3 separate regions of the Homo sapiens genome follow, and all the other regions are linked to region 2. Evidence: chromatin loops called from intact Hi-C (ENCODE). Cell type or tissue: heart right ventricle. All regions are shown on one strand. Region 1 overlaps LOC105369526 (a long non-coding RNA gene). Region 2 has its middle 100 kb from the start of LINC02744. Region 3 has its middle 50 kb from the start of NECTIN1-DT.

Region 1 (8,000 bases), 52 kb after region 2:
GGCAGGAGCAGAGAATAGCAGGTGGAGACACAGGCTCAGTGTGGTGTGAATCAGGAAAGATCTGGGGGCATATCTGGGAGTGGCCTCTCTGTGAATTTGCTGCCTCCAAGTGCTGGATTCTCCAAGAGGCACCAATAAAGGCTGGGTGCACTCAGATGGACTTCTCTGTGCCAGAAGGGTACCCATGTGTAAGCATCTGTCATCACCTCAGTGGCTTTGTACAGAGATAAGATGGTTACCATTATAATTCTTTCCACTTTTAAGATGGATAAACTGAGGCTTGAACTGTTCAAGTTCATACAGCTAGTAATGGCAGCAAGATTCAAATGTGTGGCTGTCTCACCTCAAAGTCCATTCTCTTTCCAAAAAGCCAAATGAGGTGGCAAAGGGGAATAGCAGAAGGAGATATATGGCTTTAGGGGTGGACAGTGAGGGGTTAGGAGTAGGAGGAGGAAGGCACTGGACAATGCGTTAATTTGGAGAGTCAAGTTATGTAGAAAACTATTGACATGGTGATACAAATGGCTCACTCACCTCTTTATTTATTTTAGGTTGTGTGTTTTTAATTGCAGTAGCCATCTCCAAAAATGCCATCCAGTAACCATGCCCTTGTGTGCTGCCCTTTCCATGAATCTGAGCTAGCCCCATAATTTGCTTTTGGCCATTGGATGGTGGTGGAAGTGATGCTGTGTGACTTTTGAAGCTGAGTTACAAGCAGCCTTGGACAGTCTTTCTAGACCTCGTGGAGGGCTCACTCTGGGGGAAGCCAACCAGCATGTAAGGAGCATAACTGCCCTGAGACCGCCGTGTTGTTAGGATGCCCAGCTAGCTATGTGGAGAAGCTGCATAGACTGAGGGAGAAGCCCAGCTAGTCCCCAGTTATTCCTGCCACCCTAACTGAGGCACCAGACCCATGAGCAAAGAAACCATCATGGATGTCCTGTCCCATCCAGCTTCTGTGACTGTAACTGTATGAGGACCCCAATGAAAACCACACAGCTGAGCCTAGTCAACACACAGAGCTATGGAAGATAATAGTAAATTGTTGCTTTAAGCCACTTGGTGTTTATTCATTTGTTTGGAGGGGGTCGGGGGCAGAGAGATTATGCAGCAGTCGAAAACCAGAACACTTGCATAAATCTCTATGAAGCTGGACATCTCTCTAGACCTGAAGAAGCTCCAGAATGCCCTGAGCCTGGCATGACTACAGGGCCACTCTATTCCCCCGCTGGAATGATCCAGAGTGCCAGGAAAACAGGCCCTTCACACAAGGCCCTGAGTCTGTTTCCTGGTTCCTCCATGACTAGCTGCAAAACTTTAGACAAGCCAGTGCTCTCTCAGCCTGAATTTTCCCATCTGCAAAGTTAGGCAATAGAGTCAATGGATCATCAAAGATTCTTCTGCTTCTCTGCCTCATGAAATATCACTCTGTGCCTAAGAGATGAACACACCACCTAGAATTCCCCCTCTAGGCGTGCCCTTTCTCGGTTCACTCACATGATAGGCATAAAGGCACAAGGAGAAAGGAGCTCATCTGCGCTGTTTCTGGGCTTCAGGAATCTCCAGTCACCAAGTGAGGCTGTGGGAGGGCCAGACATGCCAGCCAGTACCCAGGTTCCCAGCTCCATGCCCCTCCTCAGCCTCCCTTGAGTTTTTCAGTGCTAAAGAGGGAGCACCTGCTCCAAGGCCCAGGTAGTTCTGGAATCCCAGCTCTACCTGAGAAGAGGAAGTTCCTGCCTGCCAAAGAAGAGGGGCCTCCTGAGAGGAGTAGGCTTCTCGGTGGCTGCAAAGCGTCTGGTGACAATATTTGTGTCTAAAAATACAGCAGCTGAGAACCAGCTAATTGCAGCCTCTGGAGTCATTCATAGCTCAGCGTTTCACACCACACTTGCACCTCTTCCAGTGTTTCTCAGGAGCTGCCACGAAGGAGGCCACTTATGGGTGGAAACCCAGCCAGGAGGGCCCAGGATTGGGCCTAAGGTCCAGGGCATCCTTTCACCCAAGAGCCCAGCCTGGTACCAGTATGTAGCTGGCACCTAGGAATAGAGCAAAGAGAGCAAGTTTCTCAAGTCAGCTGAATCCCCCCCCCTCTACTCAGATGCCCTTGGCCACTTGCCCATCAGGATCCATTCAGACCTGTTGGGGCCCCTCAAAAGGCAATGGCCCAGGTATAACTTCATGAGTGAGATGTACTCGAAGAGATGCACAAGGTCCAGGAATTACCTTGCTGGAGACGGCCTTCTGTCCTGGACCTGCAGCCGGCAGGGTGCTAACCTTTGAGCTAGGACCTCTGCTGGACTGGGTCATGGGCTAAGCAGGGGTTGGGACCCCATAGCTCCCTGCTGTGGATCCTCCTTTCTTTCAGAGCTTCTCAGATGGCTCCTGTCTCGTCTACCAGGATAAAGGGCATGACTCAAGGTCACAGGATGTGACGATCTGAGAACTTCAGCCACAGCCTCTCTGGTGCCCCACACTGCCTGAACACACAGTGGACGAAGGTCATGGCAAAAGTAGAAGGAACCCTGCGTGGGGAATGTGTTTGCCTCAGGCTTTAGGAGAAGGAATTTTTTTTTTCTTAATCAGGGAGGCATTTTAAAAGCACAAAGCCAAACTAACATTTGTGTAGTATTTTTCACTTGGCAAAATGCTGTCACACACCTAGTGCTAGGTGGTTCCCATGTTAATTAGATGAGGTGGTTATTATTATGGCGTCCACTTTATGGGTAATTAAACTGAGGATCAGAGGGGCTGAGTCATTTCCCCAGGGTCACCAAAGTCATGACCAGCCTTGAACTCAAGTCAGGAGCCCTCCTGCTGGGTCAGCAGGCCCAGCACCGCCTCCTGGCCCAGCTTAGAAGCTTGACTAGTCAGCCCCATTGGGGTCCCAGATTACAGAAATGCCACACTCCGGCCACACAGCCCTGAATCCAACCTAAATCCAGCTCCATCAACTTCCCCCTATCTGCGAAATTCATTTGAATCCCACTCTGAATCTGGATCCATTAACCTTTGACCTATGAGAAATGAGTCAGAGCCTAAGAAAAAGCGGGCACCTAGAGAAAGCAGGGAGCAAAAAACAGAGTTTCTGAGAGCAGGGGCCCTCTGCTTGATGGTCAGCTCCTCCCCTGGCACCTGGGCCAGGTCAGCCGATGCTCTGTGTGGCCAAGAGAGGGCCAGACCTGGCCTCTGGCTGTGAGTGGCTGGGACGGCGAGCAAGACCCAGCTACATATCTGTCTTCAGCCCCTGCAACTGGGAGAGCAGCAACTCAGAGATCAGCCGTTTCACCCTTCTTCCTAATCACCGCGGGCGTGATGGAACACCTTGACATTCTTTAACGAAAGTTCAACTCCACTGCCACTCGGGGCGCTGCATGAGGAATGAGGTTTATGTTGAATCCCAGAATCACAGAAATTAGAGATGAAAAAGGACGCTGAGGTCAGAGGCAGCCCATCCCCATGGGGCCAAGTGCACGTTCTTCTCGGTAATAGACTTTCCCTTTATTCCTCCAGTCCAGGTGGCTGCCTCCCTGAAGACCATTCTCCACTGTTTCTTGGAGAAGACACTGTTGATAGAAATGAGAAGTCTGTGCTGATCCCTGCATGATTTGCTTTGAAATTTATTAATCATCCAAAAGCTGGTGAAGAGGGGAAAAAAGAGAATGTAAACTCATCTGGTAGCCAGCGTGCCTGAGTGCGAAGAAGGAGGAGAGCCAGAACCCTCTGGGTTTCCAGCTTGCTATAGCTCTAGGGCAGCATGGGACAGTGTAGACTGATCACTGACTTGCTATGTAACCTGGCAAAATTTTGACTTCCCTGAGCCTCAGTTTTCTCATCTGCAAAATGGGAGCTCATGATGCCTATGCACAGGGCTGTTGGAAGATTAGAGTTAACAAAGGTTTAGCACCTCATATTGTGCCTGACCCATGTGAATTACTCCGTAAATGGTAACGATTATTACTAACATTACTTTATGACTCTCCCCTCTCCAGATCCGTGTCCCTGTCTGTAACACAGGGCTAAGCAAGTTCTTCAGCTATTGGGCTTCATCCACTCAACATTCCACTGGCACTTCCAGAGCTGCCACCACACTTCAGACTCCCAAGGCTAACAATGACCAAGAAAGACAGATTCTCTGACGTCATGGAACTTACTGTCTTTATGAATTTCCAGGGAGAAGGGTGCTAAGATGCTAACATGGATACTAACCATCTGATGCAATATTCTGCTGCACAGATTGTGACCTATGACTCACTGGGACATGATAGAGGTCACAGAAATGCCAATGACATCCCAAAGACAGTGTGGGAGTGTGTTGTCTAGCTTCTTAGCAAACCCCACCCCCACGGTGGCATGACCCCTGCACCATCTTCTCCCACCCTGGGATCTCCTTCCTACCCCTCTGCCCATGTCAATCTGGAAGGTACTTTTATACACACACACACACACTCCTAATAGCATCTAAATCAGTCACTCTCAACCTTGGCTGTGCATTAGTGGTGCTTACCTATGACAGGGCTAGGCCCAGGCCACACCCAAATCCATTAAAGCAGAGCGTCTGGGGTGGGACCCAAGCATCAGAGTTATTGGCATCTTCCCAGCTCGAGAACCAGTGCTCTAAGCGGATGTGGTCGTCGGGGGAAAGGCAAGGACCTCTGGTCTTTACAATCTTCTTGATATCACTGAATAACCTCAGTTTCTCTGTCTGGGCAAGGAGGGTACTAATACCTCCCTCTCCAGGCCATGATGAAGGTAAAACAATATTCTGAAAGAACCTCAGGAATCCTGCCCAGATGAGAGGCACTGGCCCTGTGGCCTCTGGGCAGATTCACTGGAGAAAGTGGTGGGTGTGATGGTTTCCCTGGGGGCCAACACTGAGACTTCCCAGTGTTTGCTCTACCAGGGTGAGCATCACTGTGGTGAATGTCCCTTGCAGAGCTCACATCTGTTGCACCAGGATACTTCCCCTGAAGCTGAGCTGCCAGCCCCAGCCTCCCATTCCCCCACCTCCTTACCATGCCCTTCCTTTCCTTCTCTGGCCAGGCCCGAGTCCTGCCATCTCTAGATGCTGCATTTCCAATACTTTCGGCCCAATAAACAGTTGGCAGGTGTCAGGTTCCCAGGTTTGAAAGGGGTCTATATTAATCACAGAGATACACACCTGTCAGGAGTCCAGCTAATGTCCTTCAGAGAGCCCTGGAGGAGAGCGGGAGAGGCAGGGCTGATCTGAGGGCGGAGCACACTGAGGAGTAAGGAGAGGCTGGGATGTGCTAGGGCCACCAGACCAGGATGTACTGGGGCCGCCAGACCTGTCCACGGAGTCCAGGCGGGGGACTCCCACATGTCTCAGGCATCATGAGGGGCTACAGAAGCAGCATGAAAACAGTCCCCACCCTCGCCCAGTTCATGACCTATATTGGGAGTGACACACGCTGGGCTTTAAGATGCTTGCCAAGCAACATACAGGCAAGTGCAAAGTAGTGAATCCAGGTTGAGGAAGTGGGTGAGGAGAAGAAATATCAGGTGAGAAGCAGACCTGGGGGTTGGGAGAATGGGGTAGGAAGAGTCCCAGATATGCAGTGAAAAGTCATGCCCTGTTAACGGGGAGAGAATAGAAGGAGGGGAGGGGAGTGGAGGGAAGAGGAAGGGAGCAGAGGGGCTGAGAGGGGAGGGGAGGGGAGAGGAGGAGAGAGGAAGGGAGGGGAGGGGACAGGAGAGGAGTGGAGGAGAAGGGAGGGGAGTAGGAGGAAGGCAGTGCACATTGCATGCAGTAAGGAAAGTATTATGTTATAAAACTTTGTTTCAGCTTTTTGTGGGGTGAGTGTGTGTACTGGGTCCTGAGATAAAATTTCTTTCTTGCATGATCTAAGAAGTATGTGTGCATCACAGGAGTCCAGGCTTTGAGCCTGGGATCAGCACAGTTCCTGACTCTGACCCACACACCATGAGCCAAAGCTCTAGACCTTTCAGAAATTCTTCACCATCAGAAAAATGGAGGTGGCACGCCCTGCCGCAGCTGATCAACTTCCCAGATGTGCTGCGAGCCTGCAGTAAGAGAATGGATGTGAAAGTGCTTTGTAAACTGAAAATTCCAATGAGAAAAATCCATTATCATTAGGTACAGTTAACCAGAAACCTAAGAGGTAAACTTAGATCTGGATTTTGGGGGGTTTGTTTGTTTGTTTGCTTTTTGAGATGGAGTCTCACTCTCTCGCCCAGGCTGGAGTCCAGTGGCACGATCCTCAGTTCACTGCAACCTCTGCCTCCTGGGTTCAAGCAATTCTCCTGCCTCAGCCTCCTGAGTAGCTGGGATTACAGGCATATGCCACCACGCCCAGCTAATTTTTGTATTTTTAGTAGAGACAGGGTTTCACCATGTTGGTCAGGCTGGTCTCGAACTCCTGACCTCATGATCTGCCTGCCTTGGCCTCCGAAAGTGCTGGGATTACAGGCGTGAGCCACCACACCTGGCCTAGATCTGGATTTTGAAGAAGAAGAAGAAGATAATGATGACGATGATGACAGCTAATGCTTAGATGGTGCTTGCTATTCACTAGGCACTGTCCTATGATGGGTGGAATACAGGCTGTGGGGAAGGAGGGGCTGCTCTCTGTGGCAAGAGATGGGAACTGAGCTAGGCAGGTGGCTACAGCCACAAGAAGCCCTGGCTACTGGGCTGCAGCACATGGCAGATCACACCAAACAGAGATGGTACATTTTGGGGTTGGGTGCACAGGGACAGATCATCTGGAGTATGACGTGGTTTCCTTTGGGTGTCCTGAAGTCCCCAGCAAGAATGCTGAAACATGTCTGTCATGTTCCCTTCTACAGGAGAAAGAGATAGAAGTGGCCTGGCTTTGAAACATGGTGCTATCCCCTAGCAAGCAGAGGAGGAGCTTCCAGACAGAAAATGGTACCTTTCCCCAGAGTCTATGTTGAGGTGCACCAGCCTTTCCAGTCCTGAGAAAAGACAGAGTCATGGCTCCAGGGCAGGTGGGCATGCCTGTGTCCCAGGAGGCACTGTTCTTCCTGGCCAGAGACCCATGCCCACTTCAGAGGAGCCATGAAGGAGAAACACCAGGCCACAGTGGAGGACTGTGATCAAGGAAAAATTGAAGAACTGCTGCAGGAAATTGGAGCTGCCAATCTCCTAACAATTGGAATTTTTTTATACTGTGCATTTCACAAATGTATGGTAAGTGCTTGGGAATCACAAAGGTCCTATAAGTATTCAGTATTACAAGTCACATCCTGCTAACACAAGTACCATTGCAATGAAACTTTCTGTATGACAAAAGCAATTTCCACATCCTGGTCGGTGGCCCATTTATTTCAAACAATATTCAATATGCCAACAGTGATAGCTCCCTTCTCTGAGCAGGCAGGCTGATTGTCTGTCCTGTTAATTCTGTAAAGCATGCATGCACCATCTTGTACCATTCACCATTGTTTGATGCTTATTATTCTTGCCTTGAAGTCCTCAAGGACAGAGAAGATCCTGCCCTAAGGAGCAAGTGTGCGGAGGCCACCTGGCCTTCACTGGTTCCTGCACTGAATGTTTCCTTCTCACCTGCTGAGTACCAGGTGTTACCCCAGGTATGAGATGACCACGCCAGGAAGATGTAGACCCCGCTCTCAAGGGCTTACAGGCTGCAGGGCAAGTAGACCAGCAAACTGCCATCAAGATTCAGTGTGAGAGGTGCATTCTACAACAGCACTCAGAGCAGGGATCCAGGGAAGTGGTGCCTAACATAGACAGAAGGAGTCCAGGAGGACTTCCAGGTGGAAGTGACATCTAAAAGATGAATGAGAGTCATCCAGGCAGGTGAGGTAAGGAAAGGGTCAAGGGTCAAGGCAGTGGGACAGTGGTGAGAGCCAGACTAGAATTCCAGGTATTTGGATCAGCACAATGATAACAACAGCTCACTTTTAAAGAACACTTGCCAATGCCAGGCACATAGTAAAGGCTTTATAAGCATTATTTCATTTAAGCCTCAAATCAA
Region 2 (8,000 bases):
AACGTAAGCATCTGCAGATCACAGATGCCCCTCTTTGTCCTCACCCATTTCCTGCAGGGCTGCCATCCATGGGGTGACCCAATCAGACAACCCCAGTGCTGGTGGCTCCTGAACACTGGGGCTGGTCTTAGAGCATGAGGTGTGTGGTGAGGGTGCCAGGTGGGAGGTGGGCAGGGGAGTGCCGGGGGACTTCCTACAAACCTGCTCCTCAGCTTTTCTGTCATTTAGCACCTCTGGTCCTCCTGGCCTCCCCAGGCCATGCCCAGGCCGAGACACAGCTACTCCTCCCCACTCTACCAGCAGCCTGCAGCCTCCGTCCATGCCCTGGGCTGGCGGCGGGAGAAAGCGCTGTCAGATCTCATCATGTCAGTGCTCCAGCTAGAACTCCAGCTGGGCCGAGTGACCTTGTAGGTTTTGAGGAACACGGGCAGCTGGGAAACAGAGGAATGGACTGGCCAAATTTGTACCATCTTCCCAGCTGGAGGGAGGTGGGAGCCGGGCCTCTTCTGAGCTCCAGCTCCTCCGTCTCACAGTTGCTGTTTGGGTCTGTCCCTTCAGCAACCTGGCCACAGCTGGGTGTGAGATTAGACTTTAGCGTGGCTTTTCTCATTCTGCGAGCTCCAAGGAATTCATTATCAAGGAAAGAGGGGATTTCTTCTCCAGGGTAAAGAAGGTTCTAGCTCCTCGTGGAGCCTGTGTTCTCCGATGAGTGGCTGAAAAACCACAATTCATCTCTACCGAGCACTTTGCAGTTGTAAATGCATGATCTCTCTGGAGCTTCACAGTATACTCACAAGAGAGGAACATTCAGCTGTTTTTATTACAGTGGAGGAACCAGAAGCCCAGGGATGGTTACATGAACTGTCCAAGCCAATGCCACTGGGCACCAGCAGAGAGGGGACCCAGAGCCAACCTGGCTGACTCCATAACCAGATGAAGACTTTCCCCTGAAGGTTATTTCTAATGGTGAGATCATTTCCTTGCCTTTCTCTTCCTCCCTCCCTCCAGCTCATCGATTGTGGGTAGCCTAGAAAACAAAGTCAAGATTTTGGCTTAATCTCATCGAGGTCAACTTCCTGAAAAAGGTGGGTTGAAGGCAGTGCAACAGGCAGGAACCCTGACTGGGGCAACTGTCAGGGATCCATCAGGACATGCCCCAGGGTAGCTTTTGATTATCATGGAGGACCCTTCCCCAGCTCTTGGTGTCTGTATCTTGGCAAATCATCTTCCTTGTCCCCATCCCTTTGCTGTCTTGGCAGCAGAAGGGATTTCAGTTCGACTTTGGGAAGAACATCCCTGCTCTCCCTTTGAGAAGAATCTTGGACAGGTTCCTATTCTTTCAGGGATACCACAGTGTGGTCAGGTTGCTACTTCTTGACACTGCGTTTGGGTTAAGCCCGTTCCACTCCTGTCTTTTGTTTTTGCTTTTTCCCCTAATCGTCTATAGACTTCCCTGGTGCAGAGCAATCACCCTATGGAGCATGGCCCTGAAGCTGAGGGGTGCAGTGGAGGCCATGTTCGGGGTCGGTGGTGACATAATCCTGGAAAAGCTCCATCTGTCATCTCTGGCCTTTTACTGTTGTAACAGCACTTATGGTCCCAGCCAACTGCTGAGGAATCTGTCTGTGGTTTAATTAGCCTATAACTCCAGCCTCCCCTACCATGCAAGAAAGCAATAAACAGCTTCCGTCCTCTTAGAGGGACTGGGAAGTCACAGCAGGGGGAGCTCCATGGGGCCTGAGGCCAACAAGGTCTTTGAGGACAAATGAAGGACTTGGGGACCCACAGGGGACTCTTGGCTCATGCCTCCTTTCTCTGCTTGGGCCGTGGGAGGCCAGCCAGTGGACCTCAAATGAAAAATAGCAAAAGTAGCAAAACAACCCCTCATGTTTACAAAGAGCCTCTCATCCATCAGGAGCGTTCTAAGACAAGATCTCAGTAGGAGCCACTGCGGACCTTGGTTTATTCTTATATAAATGAGGCCATTGGGCTCAAGGATTCCTGAAGTCTCTTCTCCGACCAGACTTTTTGTGGGTTCCATGGTCCTAATAGAATTCTGGTGATGTGATGACACCTGGAGCTGGTGTCATTAGCCTCATCTTAGAGTTAAGAATGCCAAGGAGCAGAGAGGGAAGTGACAAGCCACAGCCCATTCAGCGAGTCCTGCCAGAGCCAGACCCAGACCCTGGTGAGGTGGGTGGTGGAAGGAGATGGACCCTGATGTCTGTCTTCTTAGCTCAAGGAGATGGAGGTGGGAGGATGGGGGCCAGAGGCCCTGTAGCTCTTCCCCTGATCCATTTTGAGGAAGGGTCTATCCTATCACCCTGCAAGAGCGGGAGGCTGGGGAGCTTATCTGGTGATGGTGGGGCATCTGGTCCCCACATGTGCAGACCAGGATCCATGCCTGAGCCTCTCCACTAGCATACCTACTCCAAGAACGTGGTCTATTTTGTTTCCTGTGGTATCCCCAGTGCCTAGAACAGTATCTGGCATAAGATGGTACCCAAGTAATGCTCGTCATTGAATGACTGAGAGACAAGTCTAGGCCCCTGGGATGCCAGGGCCCCCATTCCCCACACCCTGATCCTCTCTGCAAGTCCAGACACATGAGCAGTGTAAGCATTGCTAGCCGGGCACTGGGCCACAAAGGTTTCCGAGATCCAGAGAAAATCCTCCCCTGCTTGGCTCCCCACTTTTTTCTGGTTGCATCTGAGCACCCCCTGACTTTCTGCCCCTTTCCCTCACCTTACCCAGTCCCCTCAGTGTGTGATGGATGTCCTGCCAGGGACAGAGGGTTCGATCTGGATTTCCAATCTCCTCTGGATGCACCAACGCCAAAATACAATACACAATTACAGGGACACGATACATTAGTGATCACTGAGAGAAAGAAGCCCCTTTTAGGCAGCAACGCCAACGGCTGTGTCTAAACTTATGGATACAGTCAGCTCAGAGTCCCTCCAGTCCCCGGGCAGGAAGTGAGCAGTCTCCAATACCCCATACCCATCCTCCCTCTGGGAGTCCTTCCAGGCTCCAGAGCCTCAGTTACCTCTACCTCTCCCATGTAGCCAGCACCATTCTGTCCCTTGGGGTTTTCTCCCTCTGGCTATAGCAGAGGACTTGGTCTCCCAGCACCTACTCTGTGCTGCCTTCCAAGCATGTACAAAAGCCCTTTTCCTTCCAAGGGACCATCTACTGGGCCATTTAGGGAACAGAGGGGGGGTGACAGATCCCACAAGATAAGAGACAATCATGTGGGCTGCCACCTGCACCTGCGAGTCACCATCCCTGGCCTTCACTTCTTGCCTCCACGGTCACCACTGTTTGCCCTGCTGGCCACTGGCTTCTCTTTCACCCCAGATACCCAGAGGCCTGGAAACACAATCTGGGCAGTACAGGAAATGCAACTGCCCTCCCTGTCTCTAGGGCCGGACCAGCTCCAGACGGCCTCCTGCCTGGGCTGCATCTGTCTGCACAGGGTGCACCAAAGAGAGGATCACCCCCTCCTCTCCAGAGTTTTGAAAGCTAGGATTCAGGATCAGGATCTGTAAGCCCCTAAAATTACATGACAACTTGGTGTCTATGTGTATCTGCACTTTTTCTGGAAAGAGGTTTTCATAGCCTTCAGATTCTCAAAGTCCTTTAGAACAAAAAAAGGTGGTCCATGCCTACAAGGGTGGTGACAAGAGCCGAGTGGGTGTGGGGGCTGAGCTTGCTGAAATAGTAAATAGGAGTTTGGAAGTTTATTTTATTGCCTTAAGCCCGGAATTACATTTTCTTTGCATGTGGATGAGTCTGCTTTTCTGGTTTGCCAAATAGGTTGACCATTGATGTCCAGGTGAACACACAGAGTTAGCCCAGCCCAGACCACGGCATAAACCCAGGGTGTAATTCAGCCCCAGAACAACCCCCAGGGCAGGGGCCAAACACCTTTAAAGCAGAGCCCAAGCTATCGCAGCCACCCAACCTGAACACTCAGTGCGCAGCTGACAGCCAGCTGGACGTGGGGCTGAGTGACCTCAAGCCTAGGCTGAGGGTCCCTCAGAACACAGCCCCTTCCCTCAAACCCTTGGGGTATTGGAAGAGACTCCGCTGAGGCCCACTCCCAGCTACCAGGTGAGGACTCCAGGCACCTTGCTTGTGATCAGGCCTCCAATCTCTGCATATTCCAGGAACATGAGTCTGAGCTTGCTCGTCTCACTGAGAAAGCACGCAGGCCAGGAGACCAAGAAGCAGGTGGGAGGTAGGTGATAAATATCACAGCCCCTCAGCCTGCTGAGACCGTATGACCTTTGTTGAATCACCTAATCTACTTGGCTAATTATGCCCATTTCCCCTTCTCTCTTTTCCTCTTACTTTTCCTTCCTTGTCACAACGTGGTACTTCAGAAACTCTCTCGGAGGAATTTCAAGGAGCTGGCTGGGTCTCTGTGGAACACATTGCATTATCTCATTACGATCTCGCCTGGTGATCGGATTCCGTTAGCTGACTCTCTTTATTAGCAGGCAAAAGCAAACTTATGAAATGCCTTTAAACCTGGATTTCCTTAACAATCTATCACTGGGGAACTGACAGCTCTCGCTCGCTTCCCTCTGCCAGAAAGAATTAAGATTGTTCCTAATTTAATCTCTCTTCCGCATCGAAGGCGGATATTTGTGTTTCAGCAGCAAACTTGTATTAAAGGCTCTTGGGTAGGAGGCTTTGGATCGTCACAGACTAACTCTGATAGGTGTCTGTGTGCCTTCGTGCAGATGGGGCTGGCCCTGGCTTCAGGGGCCCTGGGCAGAGGCTCCCAGATGCTGCCCTTGATGAAACTTGCAGCCCTGTGGCCCTGCTGGGAAAAGATAAGAGGGCAGATTTGAGAATCACTGGCTTTGTAGTGTCAGCGTAAGGGTGTTGGGGGATGGCTGAGGCTGTCACAGACACTGCCCATTGTACAGCTGTCTGGCACGTCGGCCCTCTAGCTTTCTACAAGTCAGAATCACCAGGCTGCTCTTGACAGCATTCCAGCTGAGCTGTGCCCTGGCTGTACTCCCATGGGCATGGTGCAGGGATGTTGGTACCCCCCCAAGTCCCCTTTGCTGGATGGGTGCAGCCCATCCCCCAGCCCCTGTGTGTGTTGGCCACTAAAGCCCCCAGCTGCCCCTTCTCTGGATAATTCACCTGAGCTGAGTAGGAGCTGCCTGCCATCAGAGGCTAGCTACATGCCTTCTCAGTTCCCTTGCCCTAAGCCAACAGCTGATGACCGACTAACAGACAGTAGGGAAAAAAGACCGGGCCCCTTGCCTCAAGGTGAGCCTGACCTTGTGGTATCATTTGTGCTCCTAAGCTCCCGGTGGATTGAGACTGAAGCTGATCTCGGGCCCAGACCACATCCTTATTTCCTTCCTTCTCCCCATTTCTCCTGAGAACGCTTCTCCAGCAACACTTTCACGAATGTCTGCTTCTGGGATATGGTTGCCCTTGGGCTGCTTGGGCTTCTGGGCTCTGATGTGCCTCCCTCTGGGTCAGATTGGGCATGGAGGGACTTGCTGTGGACAGTCGAGGCTGGTGGTACCCTGCAGTCAGCCGTGAGCAGTAGCCTGGCCCCACAGGCTGCTTCCTGAGGACCTGGCACTTCCTGAGAACCCCCACACACCCACCCACCATGGAAAGGTTTGGCTGTGGGTGCCTGCCTGGGACACCCCCCATCCTTACTTGTGGAGCACATAAGCTGCTCTCCGACACTGCTCTGAACCATGGCCTCTTAGACACGCATCACCCCAACCAGGACTGTGGAGCCTGACGTGGCGCTCCCTGCCAAGCACATCACGTCCCCTCCAGGCACTCTGCACGGAGATTTGGGTGGCTGCAGATGAGGGGGAAAGAGCTGTGTTGGAAAATCCTATTATCTAGCCAGGCCCCCACTGTTAGCCCATGCATGAAACCAATTTACAAAGTGTGAGTCAAAAGCCTCCAAGGACCGCCTGTTCTTGCGGGAGCCCAGCAATCACCCTGCCCGCGGGCCTCTGCAGACGCAATGCCGTCTGCGCTCCGTCCACTGAAAAGCTCTGCTCAGAGATGTCAGTCAGTGCCCTGGGCCGGCCACCCCCCTGCTCTGCTGGATGTCGGGAGAATGTATTACTGAGAGAGAAGAGAAACACTCTGAATGGAGCATGATTATTTTCAGATCTCCATTTTGCTGATGGCTTGAGCAAGCCCAGGTGAGACTCCTCGGGTTACAGAGGTTTTCTGAAGGTCATACTGTCTGTCCATCTTCTGTCGCCGGGTGCAGGCAGGGGCGAGGAGGCTCGGACCATAGTTGTAACTGGGGCAAGGCACTTAACCTCCTCTGAGCCTGGGCTTCCTTTTCTATAAAAGGAAAACACCTGCAGAGGGCTAGCAGGGCTCCATGAGATGACGCACACAGAAGTGCCCACCACACAGTAGGCCCTCAACACATGTTTATTATCATTTTTGCCTGAAACACAATAGTTTCTACAAGGGTCCCAGGAAGGAGATGCTTCTGTTTTCTTTGTAGAATAATCTTACGTGTCTTAGCCTGTGTAACAGGCAAGAAAGTTCTCTGATCTATCCAAAGTGTCGCTTATGGAAAAAGAAATTACTCTGTCTCAGAAGAGACCTGTTACTACTAGCTAACACTGACCGAGTACTGCCTGTGTGCCAGGCACTGTGCTGGGTATTTTACACACATTTAACTGTTTAAGCCTCACTACGACCCTGGGTGCTGGATACTGTTATTATACCTGTTTCACAGATGGAGAAACTGACAAACAGAAATTGCCCCAAATCACACAGCTAGTAAGTGAAGATGGGATACAAGTACGATGTAGAAGATGTTAACAGAGGGACACCATGAGATGCTTATCTCAAATTCAGTCACCCAGCGTGTGAGACCAGAGTTGGGGATTCTCTGCTCTGCTTCATCTAGGGAAGCTGCGGCTGGAGAAGTGGGCCCACCCTCTCCTCACACCTTCGTCCCCCTCCTCCTGGCTCCCCATATCAGATTTGAACAGAAATTGGGCCACTCCATCTTTGACATTAGCCTCCTCCTCAAATGTCCCAGCAGGCTGGGGAGAGCCTCAGAGATGGGAGCCGGCTTGGGCCTACAAATCTCGCCTTCCTGCCCAAACCGGGGTTCAGCCCACTAGGCCATTTTCATCCAGCGGGTCAAAAAGGGCATTGCCAAGGCTTCTCTTCCCCCGATCTCCTGCTTCTAGGTGTCCTGTTTCTCAGTGGACAGTGTTGATCCAACCAACTACAGAAGTCTGTCCTCCATTTCCCAGGGACAGGGGTTCTGGTCCCTTCCAGGGGCAATGAGAGTGACCTCTAGGTCTTAGTGTGAAGGATCCTGGAGGTCACACAGAACACAGCAATGACATGTGTGGGCTCTTGAGTCAAGTCAATGTTTGTATGTACTGGGACCTCACTTTCCTCACCTGTAAAATGGGGAGTTGGGGGGATTTAATGTGTACAATGCAGTGGCTAAAATAGGTTAAATAATGGCTACTACAGTGGCTAGACCCAAAATTAAAATTTGCCTTTCCTGTTTGGATCATCTGGAAAATTCACTTTTTTTTTTTTTTCTTGAGACAGAGTCTCACTTTGTCATCCAGGCAGGAGTGCAGCAGTGGCACGATCTCAGCTCACTACAACCTCCACTTCCTAGGTTCACGTGATTCTCCTGCCTCAGCCTCCTATGGAGCTGTGATTACAGGTGCCCACCACCACACCTGGCTAAGTTCTATATTTTGAGTAGAGATGGGGATTTCACCATGTTGGCCGGGCTGGTCTCAAACTCCTGACCTCAAGTGATTCACCCACCTCGGCCTCCCAAAGTGCTGGGATTACAGGCATAAGCCACTGCACCTAGTCTCACATTTCTACTCAAAGCAGTCGTAAGGTTCAGTGAATCAATGTGAGGGCTTTGTCTCTCAGCTTGATCTACAAGTTTTTGACAAACCAGAGGTGAGCGGAAAGGAGAAAGAAGCTGAGGTGAG
Region 3 (8,000 bases), 110 kb before region 2:
TGGTCCTCATTGCTTCTGTCACCTGCTCCTGAGAAGGGGGTGAGGCGATCATTTCTGCTTCCTCTCTGTAGCACCAGAAGGCTCTAACCTGCTATCTCAGGATTCCCACAAATAGGAAGTGCTATATTTTCTTTTGCATAAAAGATTTTAGCCTATATGGCCCCACCTTCTACTTGCGTCACCCTTCTCTCCTCCCATACCATCCCCCTCGACAAGCTGTCCTAGAATATCGAGACGCTCTCATTCTAATTGGAATTGTACACCCACCGATGGGTGCCCTGAGTGGTACTGAGCTCTCCATTACTGGAGGTGACCAAAGTTAATACACTCTTGTAGCTGCCCTGACACAAAGGGGAATCCTGCATGGTTGAGAAGTTGAGCAGGAGAACTTGAGGAAGTCACTTCCCACCTTTAGATTCCATGATTCCTTCAAGTACCTAGCATGGAGCTAGACAATGGGAGAGACTTTGGAGAGAATTGAAGTGCAGTCTCTGGCCTCAGAGTATATGCAGTTCAGTTGGGGAGATAAAACAAATGCATAAGAGATCCCTAGAAAAATCTGGGGCCGGCACAATTGCCCTAGGACACAAAGAAGAAACCTGGACAGTGGGAAGGCATGGGAACCCTGGAAATAGCACAGAGTAGAGGTGAAAATGAGTCAGACCTCTCCTTCCTCATACAGAGTTGAATCTGGCCTCCCCAAACACTTCCCAGTGCCCTAGGCTGCTGCCTTGGGTCACTCAGAACAGAATCTGCACATTACATCTGCAATGGGCTGCCCCAGCTCTTGCCACTCTGCCTCTTCCCGCTGTAGGGTGAAGACTCCCTGTTGTCTGCTAAGCTCTTCTTATGAGGGTGGCAGCAGAGCGTGGGTTTAGGAGCATGTTTCTGGAGCCAGATCTCCCAGATTGGAATCTTGACTGCACAACTTCCTAGCAGGATGACCTTGAGCAAGTTATTTCAGCTTGCTGTGCTTCAGCCTCTCATCCCCCAAAGTGGGCTGATAATGGTGCCTGCCTCACAAGGGCAGAGTGAGTTAATAGTTGTGCTGGGGACTTGAAAGAGTGCTCAGGATACAGCGTCACATGTTTGTAAAATTAAATACAGGACATGACTTTAGCCCCTTCCCCCACATGCTTTCATTGTTCTCCTGCGGAGGTGCTGGGGGTGTCAGTGCCTCCTTTATGGTGGGAGAGCCGGGACTGAGCATGGAACTTCAGAGGCAAAAGACCTTGACCTCACTCAGTCTGGCCAATATTTTATCAGTGCAGCCCCACCCAAGATTCTCATGTTTAGATGATAGTGACCTCATCATGTTCTTACCGTGTCTCAAGCTGGCTTTCAACCAAAACTTGAGTCTATTTTCCACGTGTTGCAGAGAAACGGGCTCCACCCCTTCTTGTACCTGTACAGCCAAACATTTTTTCCCTGCTTTATTTTTATTTTTTAACCTTTGTTTTAGGTTCAGGGGTTATAACAAATGTGAAGGTTTGTTGTATAGGTAAACAACACGGGGGTTTGTTGTATGGATTATTTCATCACCCAGGTACTAAGCCTGGTACCCAATAGTTCTTTTTTTCTGCTCCTCTCCCTCCTCACATCCTCCACCCTTAAGGAGACCCTAGTGTATTTTGTTCCCCTCTATGTGTCCATGAGTTTTCATCAGTTAGCTCTCACTTATAAGTAAGAACATGCAGTATTTGGTTTTCTGTTCCTGTGTTAGTTTACTAAGGATAATGGCCTCCAGCTCCATCCGTGTCCCCGCAAAAGACATGATCTCATTCTTTTTCATGGTGCAGCCTAACTTTGTAAGAATAGAATTGTCCCTTTCCCACTCTCTGCTACTATGGGACATGTGAACTGCTACCCCAGCCTGTCAAGGTCTTTTTGGGGTCCAGGTCCTCCTGTTGGCCATACGGATGGGGTCTTCATGCCCAGGAGCATCTGAGAGTCTACAGACAGTGGGCCACTGTGCTATCCTGCTGTGCTCACCATGGTCTTAGACAGAGAGAGGCCTCTGGGCTGGGGTGGTGCTGAGAGAACAGACCCGGTTTTTCAGGTCTTCTCTTTGGTCCTGGTGGTCTGGAAACTTCCTTTGCCTTTACCAGAAAGCTTTACATCACTCACAGATCTTGTTCCAGTGAGGGACAGCCCTCGGAATGTTCTTGTTCCCTTGAGGTCTTTCTGGCAGGTGATGACATGGCCTGCATGCTTGCCACCTTCCCTGTTCCCAGCTGCTGGGCCTCGACTCTGGGCTGATACAAGTCTACCCTCTTCAGTCCCAACCAGCTCCTCTCTTGATCCTCCAGCAGCTTTTGGGGGGCTTTGAGCCCTTGGCAGAGAGCCTCCCCAAATTCAGAGGACCATGACCAAGCTCATCACTGCCCAACAGGGCAGGCCAGGCATGGTGGGGGTAAAAAGCTCAGCTCTTCTCTTGCTGCTTCCAGGAGGTGGACATTGCTGGATCTCCCAGGCCGAGCAGCATTGAGCGTGCCCGTTGTACCCCTGTCTGCTCCTCCAGCCCTCACTTAGCCCAGCCATCTGCAGTGCTAGGTGTGCAGCTCAGCCTTCAGCAGGCTGTGGGGCCCGAGGCTGTCAGACAGCGGATTCTCATCCCGCCTTCAGAGGTGCTGAGGAAACACGAGATGCACCACCCACCCACGCCACGGTGACATATGTGGCTCTTCCACATGCCAGCCTTGGGATTCTCTAGTCTGGACACCCTGGGTGTGGGTACCGATATAGTGACTTCCCTACCTTCCAAGTGGAAGGATCTGGTGCCTGTAGGGTAGCCAGAAGACAAGCAGGGTGAACTGGAGTTTTCTTCTGCCACTGGCTTCAGGATCACAGGCTCAACTTGACCTCAGCGGGGAAGGCAATAGCGGGCTTGTCATGCTCAGCAGGGAGACTTCCAGCTGCTGAACATCTGCAGGGCCCACCAGATACAGAGCACATTTGTGCAGGGCATGTCCTTAAGAAGACCCTGACTTGGCACGGTTGTGGCCAGGGGAGTGACGCCAGGGGATGAAAGGAATGACCTCTCAAGGCGCCTCCTCACATGAGGTGCTCAGGTGGTGCCCGGGCAGATTCACACCTGAATCTGTCTTGCCGGGGGAGTAGAAAGGTTCTGGGACAGACAGGGACACATGCTTCCCAAGATAGCACATCTGTCGTCTGAGCACCGTTCTGAGGCAGGTCGACACAGATTTATGCTGGTACACAAATTCAATAAACACCACCAGCCTCCTCCTTCCTGCAGGCAGCCTGCCTGGGAGGCTGAGGGCTCCACTGGGGTGAATTGGGACCCTGAGGCCTCTGTGGGAAGGGCACTTGAAGGATCCAGGTTCCAAGGGTAGGATCAAAAAAGCTGATGTGGCTCCTGCCTTCAGAAGTCCTGTGCGTGCCTCCGAGCAGGCCCAGATCTGGCTGGGTCACCTTGTGCCCTGTCTGCTCTACTGTAGCTCCAGCGCTTGTAAAATGAGGCTCGGCATTTCCAGTCCCTTCCTCTGTGGTCACTCAGTGTCCTGGAGTGATCCCTACCCATTTTCTTGTCCTCTTTTCACCCCACAGAGCCCTCTCAGCTCCTGGAAGGGCTGGGTGATGAAGACAGAACCATCCCATCCCGTCCCTCCTCTGGAGATTGTCCAGGGGCTCCTGCTCTGGAAGGGGGCAGTGAGGGCAGACCCCCTTGCAGGCCCAAGCTCTGCCCATCACTGGACGTTCTCTGTTGTGGGCTGGTGGGGTGGGCTGTGAGCAGGCCTCAGAAGTATCTGTCACCCTGCACTCAGCTTGCTGTTGGCGCAGAGAATCGGTCATGTCTGTGCTGCACTTCAGCCTTGTCATTTTACAGATAACATGATGGAGGCCAGAGAGGGAAAGTGACTTGCCTGAGGCCCCAGAGCTGTCACAGAGTGGCAGAAATGGCTCAAAACCCGGGCCTCCTGGGTCTTAGCGTGATAAGCTTGCTGGTGTCCTGGGACGCTGACTGTGCCTTCCTGCCCCGGGAGGGACATAGTTCTGGCAGGGGCACTCAGGGCAGCTCTGCTTCCCACCAGAACAGGGAAGTGGGGTCTCACTCTATCCAGCCCCCGCCGCACTCCATCCTGACATCACTGGCCTGTGCTCCCTCCCCCTCTCACCCGAGGCACCCGAGCTCTGGAGTTGACTATCTCAGAGAGGTCTGCGGGGAAAGGGTGGGTGTGCATTGCAAGGGGTGGGAACTCTGGCAGTGTAAAGGGCAGGGGTAGAAGCAGTGCCAGGGCATCAGGGCTATGGAAGCCCAGCATGCTATGCAGAGGCTGCTCCCCCAAGTCCCCTCCAGACTCCAGGGCCAAGAGCTTCAGATGCCACAGCTGCTGCCCTGCCGGGTGCCCCTCGCCTGCCACCACTGATTGCAGTATGTGCCGTTCCATTTTTAACAGTCCTGCCCGGCCCCGACTGCCTGAGCCGATCCAGAGGCGGGCCCTGCTCTTGATTGCGGCACTAAAAATACCGGCGAAGCCTCTGATGAGAGCAGGGGCTTGGTCTCCCCTTTGCCTGCACATCAGCTCTTTGCTGCCTCCCTGCAGAGTGGCATGGGGGGACCCTGGAGGCAGGGGCTGGGGGGCAAGGAAGCTCCATTACTCCCATGACCTTTGCAAGCATCTAGATAAAAAGCAGAATGGCTATCCCGATATTTGGAGACATGGCATCTGGGGCCTTTCTGAATGTTGGGATTCCCAGGTGTTTTGTGTTGGGTAGACACAGTCTCATGGTGTTTTGAGACTCCATGTGTGTGGTTTCCTGAGTCTGTGCTGGGGAGGGAAAGCTGGAAACTTTTCCAGGCCTCCAAGCTTTTTCCTCCTCCTCACTTCTCATTTCTGGTCAGTGGCCAAAATCTGAGGGTTCCACCTCCCGCATAATCCCTCCCACCTACTGCCTCCTTTCCAGTCCTGCTGCCTCCGCCTGGCTCTGACCTCTGGCTGAGCTTTCCCCTAGCTGCTAGGAGCCCCTCCAATTGCCCATACCTGTGCATGTCACCTGCTGCTGTCAGGATGATTTTCTAAAGCCCAGCTCCCATCAGCCACTGCTCCAGTCCAAAACCTAACCCCTTGGCCCAGCATATAAGACCCTCTATGATCTGAACTTGACAGATTGCTCTAGTCTGATTTCTTTTCTCTCTCTTTCCTTTTTCCTTCCTTCCTTCCCTCCCTCCCTTTCTTTTTCTTTCTTTGTTTTCTTTCTTTCATCTTTCTTTCCTTTTTCTTTCCTTTCTTTTTCTCTCTTTTTCTTTTCTCTTTCTTTTTCTTTCATCTTTCTTTCCTTTCTTTCTTTCCTTTTTCTTTTTCTCTTTTTCTTCTTTCTTTTCTTTCTTTCTTTTCTTTCTTTCTTTCTTTCTTTCTTTTCTTTCTTTCTTACAGGGTCTCTCTCTCTCTTTCTTTCTGACAGGGTCTCACTCTGTCACCCCAGCTGGAGTTCCTTAAAACTCATTGAGTGACCTCCCTGGGCCGGTTGGAAACAAGCTGTTCTCCCCGCGGGTGTCCAGGCCCTTGCCAAGGTATCTCAGGTTTGCCATCACTGGGCATGGGGGTGCTTCAAGGGAATGGGACCCAGGATCCACCCCTTGTTGGATTAACATGTTCACAGAAAGGGAGATGAGTGAATCTTACCAGATGGGGCTGCCTGGTCTGGGGATAGTTGCTCGTCTGACCCAGGCATGGTGTTTGGGAAGCCGCTGGACAATATTCTACTATGTAAGCACTCCACTCCCCAGCCCTCCCCTCCCCACCTGCGAGCACGGACCCTAGAATGCCAGAGCTGCCAAGGCAGCTCCCTCTTGTTGACATATGAGAAAGTGAGGCCCAGAGGGGAAAGGGGATTTTCCTTTCTTTCTTTCTTTTTTTTTGGAGTCTCACTCTGTCACCCAGGCTAGATTGCAGTGGCACAATCTCGGCTCATTGCAACCTCTGCCTCCTGGGTTCAAGCGATTCTCCTACCTCAGCCTCCCAATTAGCTGGGATTACAGGCGTGCGCCACCACACCCAGCTAATTTTTTTATTTTTAGTAGAGATGGGGTTTTGCCATGTTGGCCAGGCTAGTCTCGAACTCCTGACATCAGGTGATCTGCCCCCCCTTGGCCTCCCAAAGTGCTGGGATTACAGGCGTGAGGGGGCTAGAAAGGGGATTTTCTGAGTCAAAGAACTAGAGCTACAGCGAAGGCCTCCCAGGTGCTTGTGAAGTGGATCTCCCAGCCCCACCCTCCACCATGGCCTCCTGCCTCCTTCATTCCCTTATCTAGAATCTCCTTCTCTCCCACTGAAATCCTGCCCATTCCTTAAGGGTTTGTCTGTCCCGTGAGCTACTAAAGCCCCTTTCTGTGTATCCTTTGGTAAGGGCTCTCCACTTCCCATCTCCCCTGCTGGACTGTGAGCTCCTGAGGACAGGGACTGCATTGGTTTCAAGTGTGTAACCAGTTCAGTGTCTCCATGCATGTTTCCAGGGCTGCGTGCATGTTTCTGGAAGGAATCAATGAATGATCCAAAAGTCTGTTCCACTGAACTTGCATTTGATGGCGGGTGTGGTTCCTCCTGTAGGAATTCACCCCACTTTAAGACCAGATGATGCAAACGCAGGCAGTAAGAGCCGCGGATGCCTCCCATCCCCTTCCACTGGCTGTTAGCATCGCTGCCCGGACACTGCAAACACCAGCCCATAGAGGGCTGCCCTTTCTGTGAACGTGTTGTCTTTCCTGCTCACCTCTGCCCCGAGGGACGGGGAGGGTAATTATCTGCCGTGGTGTCAGAACTTTTATTTCTTGCTGCTGCTGGGCTTCCGCCACAGGGAGAGTAAGACGGAACAGAGATACCAGAAGAAAACATCAGCACGACAGTTAAGTGCCACATTTTATTTCTTTGGATTCGCTGGGTGTAAAGAGTATGTGTATGAATGTAGCACTTTTAGCAGAAGGTCCTCCCTGGTGGTGTTGAGAAGAGGCCGTGGTTCCTGCCATCTCTTCTGCCTCCTTCAGGTCTTAGGCGGGGAGGGTCTGGCAGCCTGGAGAGAGCAGCAGAAGCCCTCTTAAGCTTGCTGAAGGCCTGGGGGATTTATCAGAAGGATGCGGGAGTGCCTTGTGGGACCCACAGCCAGAAAAACATCCAGGTCTCAGGGGAGCTGAGAGGCTCCCAAACCCAGTGAGCTGCCTTCCCTCGCTATTTTCCCTCTCCGAGGCCACATTGGGTCTCGTCCCTGCTGCTCCCTCTGCTCCATTTTCCTGCCGTGCTCTGCAGATCTGCTTTCTTTGCTTACTCATCAACACACGGTCCTAAAATAGCTGCATGGGCCTCCCCCGGTCTACCCTGGCTGCCTGATCTCAGCTTCGGGCCTAGCCACAGACTGACTCCCCAGCCCTGAGCCCCTTAGTTCTAAGATCTTAAGACAGAGTATCTGATTGGCTGTTGGTCACCAAGAGGCTGTCTCCTGCTGGAGCAGGTATCCATTGGTCCAATTGTCTGAAGCCAGCAGGCAGGGGCAGGTGGCCCTGGGGCTGCCTCCTTGGGATGGATTTGTTGGAAGGAGAGGCTAGGCAGGCAGGCCTCCCCTCTGCAGCTCTAGTGTCACCCAGGCCCACTAGGATCCAGTGAAAGACAGCATCTTACTCTCTTTTGTGCTGCTATAAGAGAATACCTGAGACTGGGCAGTTTATAACGAACAGAAATGTACTTCTCACAGCTCTGGAGGCTGGGAAGTCCAGGATTGAGGGGCCGGCATCTGGTGAGGGCCTTCTTTCTGCATCATCCCATGGCAGAAGGGCAAGAGAAGGAGCCTATGCCTGAAAGCCCTTTTAGTAAGCCCTCCCGTGAGGGTGGGGCCCTCACAGCCTAATGACCTCTTAAAGGCCCCAGCTGTTAACACTGTTACATGGAAATTAAATCCCAACATGAGTTTTGGAGGGGACAAGCATTTAAACCACAGAAGGCAGTTTCCTTTTCAGACCCAAGAGTATTGGCAAGGGTACACCTCAA

Evidence for each region. A loop is a pair of places that touch in the nucleus more often than their neighbours do. Peaks named below come from ENCODE experiments on the same cell type or tissue, not always from the same donor. Only the 100,000 strongest peaks of a DNase experiment are listed, where the experiment ranks them.
Region 1: it touches region 2 in a loop (2.2-fold over the local background); 3 of 110 quality-filtered maps call a loop at or near these places.
Region 3: a loop joins it to region 2, with 16 times the contacts of the local background. A loop is called at or near these places in 8 of 110 quality-filtered maps.

What each region holds. Positions count from the first base shown.
Region 1 is chr11:119,938,941-119,946,940 of GRCh38, forward strand. LOC105369526 (a long non-coding RNA gene) reads left to right here. Exons shown (of 8, transcript XR_948083.3): 3 at 552-4,749; 4 at 5,868-6,115; 5 at 6,829-7,192; 6 at 7,475-7,593. Among named protein-coding and RNA genes, the nearest start is that of LINC02744, 52 kb to the right of the region's middle. RefSeq lists an enhancer at 3,628-4,827. In heart right ventricle, no CTCF peak of the experiment used is centred here; no DNase peak of the experiment used is centred here; H3K27me3 peaks cover 1,005 bases.
Region 2 is chr11:119,886,684-119,894,683 of GRCh38, forward strand. No RefSeq gene overlaps it. Among named protein-coding and RNA genes, the nearest start is that of LINC02744, 100 kb to the right of the region's middle. RefSeq lists enhancers at 239-738, 2,338-6,266. In heart right ventricle, no CTCF peak of the experiment used is centred here; DNase peaks (open chromatin) are centred at 4,958 and 5,958; H3K27ac peaks cover 2,033 bases; H3K27me3 peaks cover 1,540 bases.
Region 3 is chr11:119,775,541-119,783,540 of GRCh38, forward strand. No RefSeq gene overlaps it. Among named protein-coding and RNA genes, the nearest start is that of NECTIN1-DT, 50 kb to the left of the region's middle. In heart right ventricle, a CTCF peak has its summit at 6,979; DNase peaks (open chromatin) are centred at 4,386 and 4,883; H3K27ac peaks cover 4,148 bases.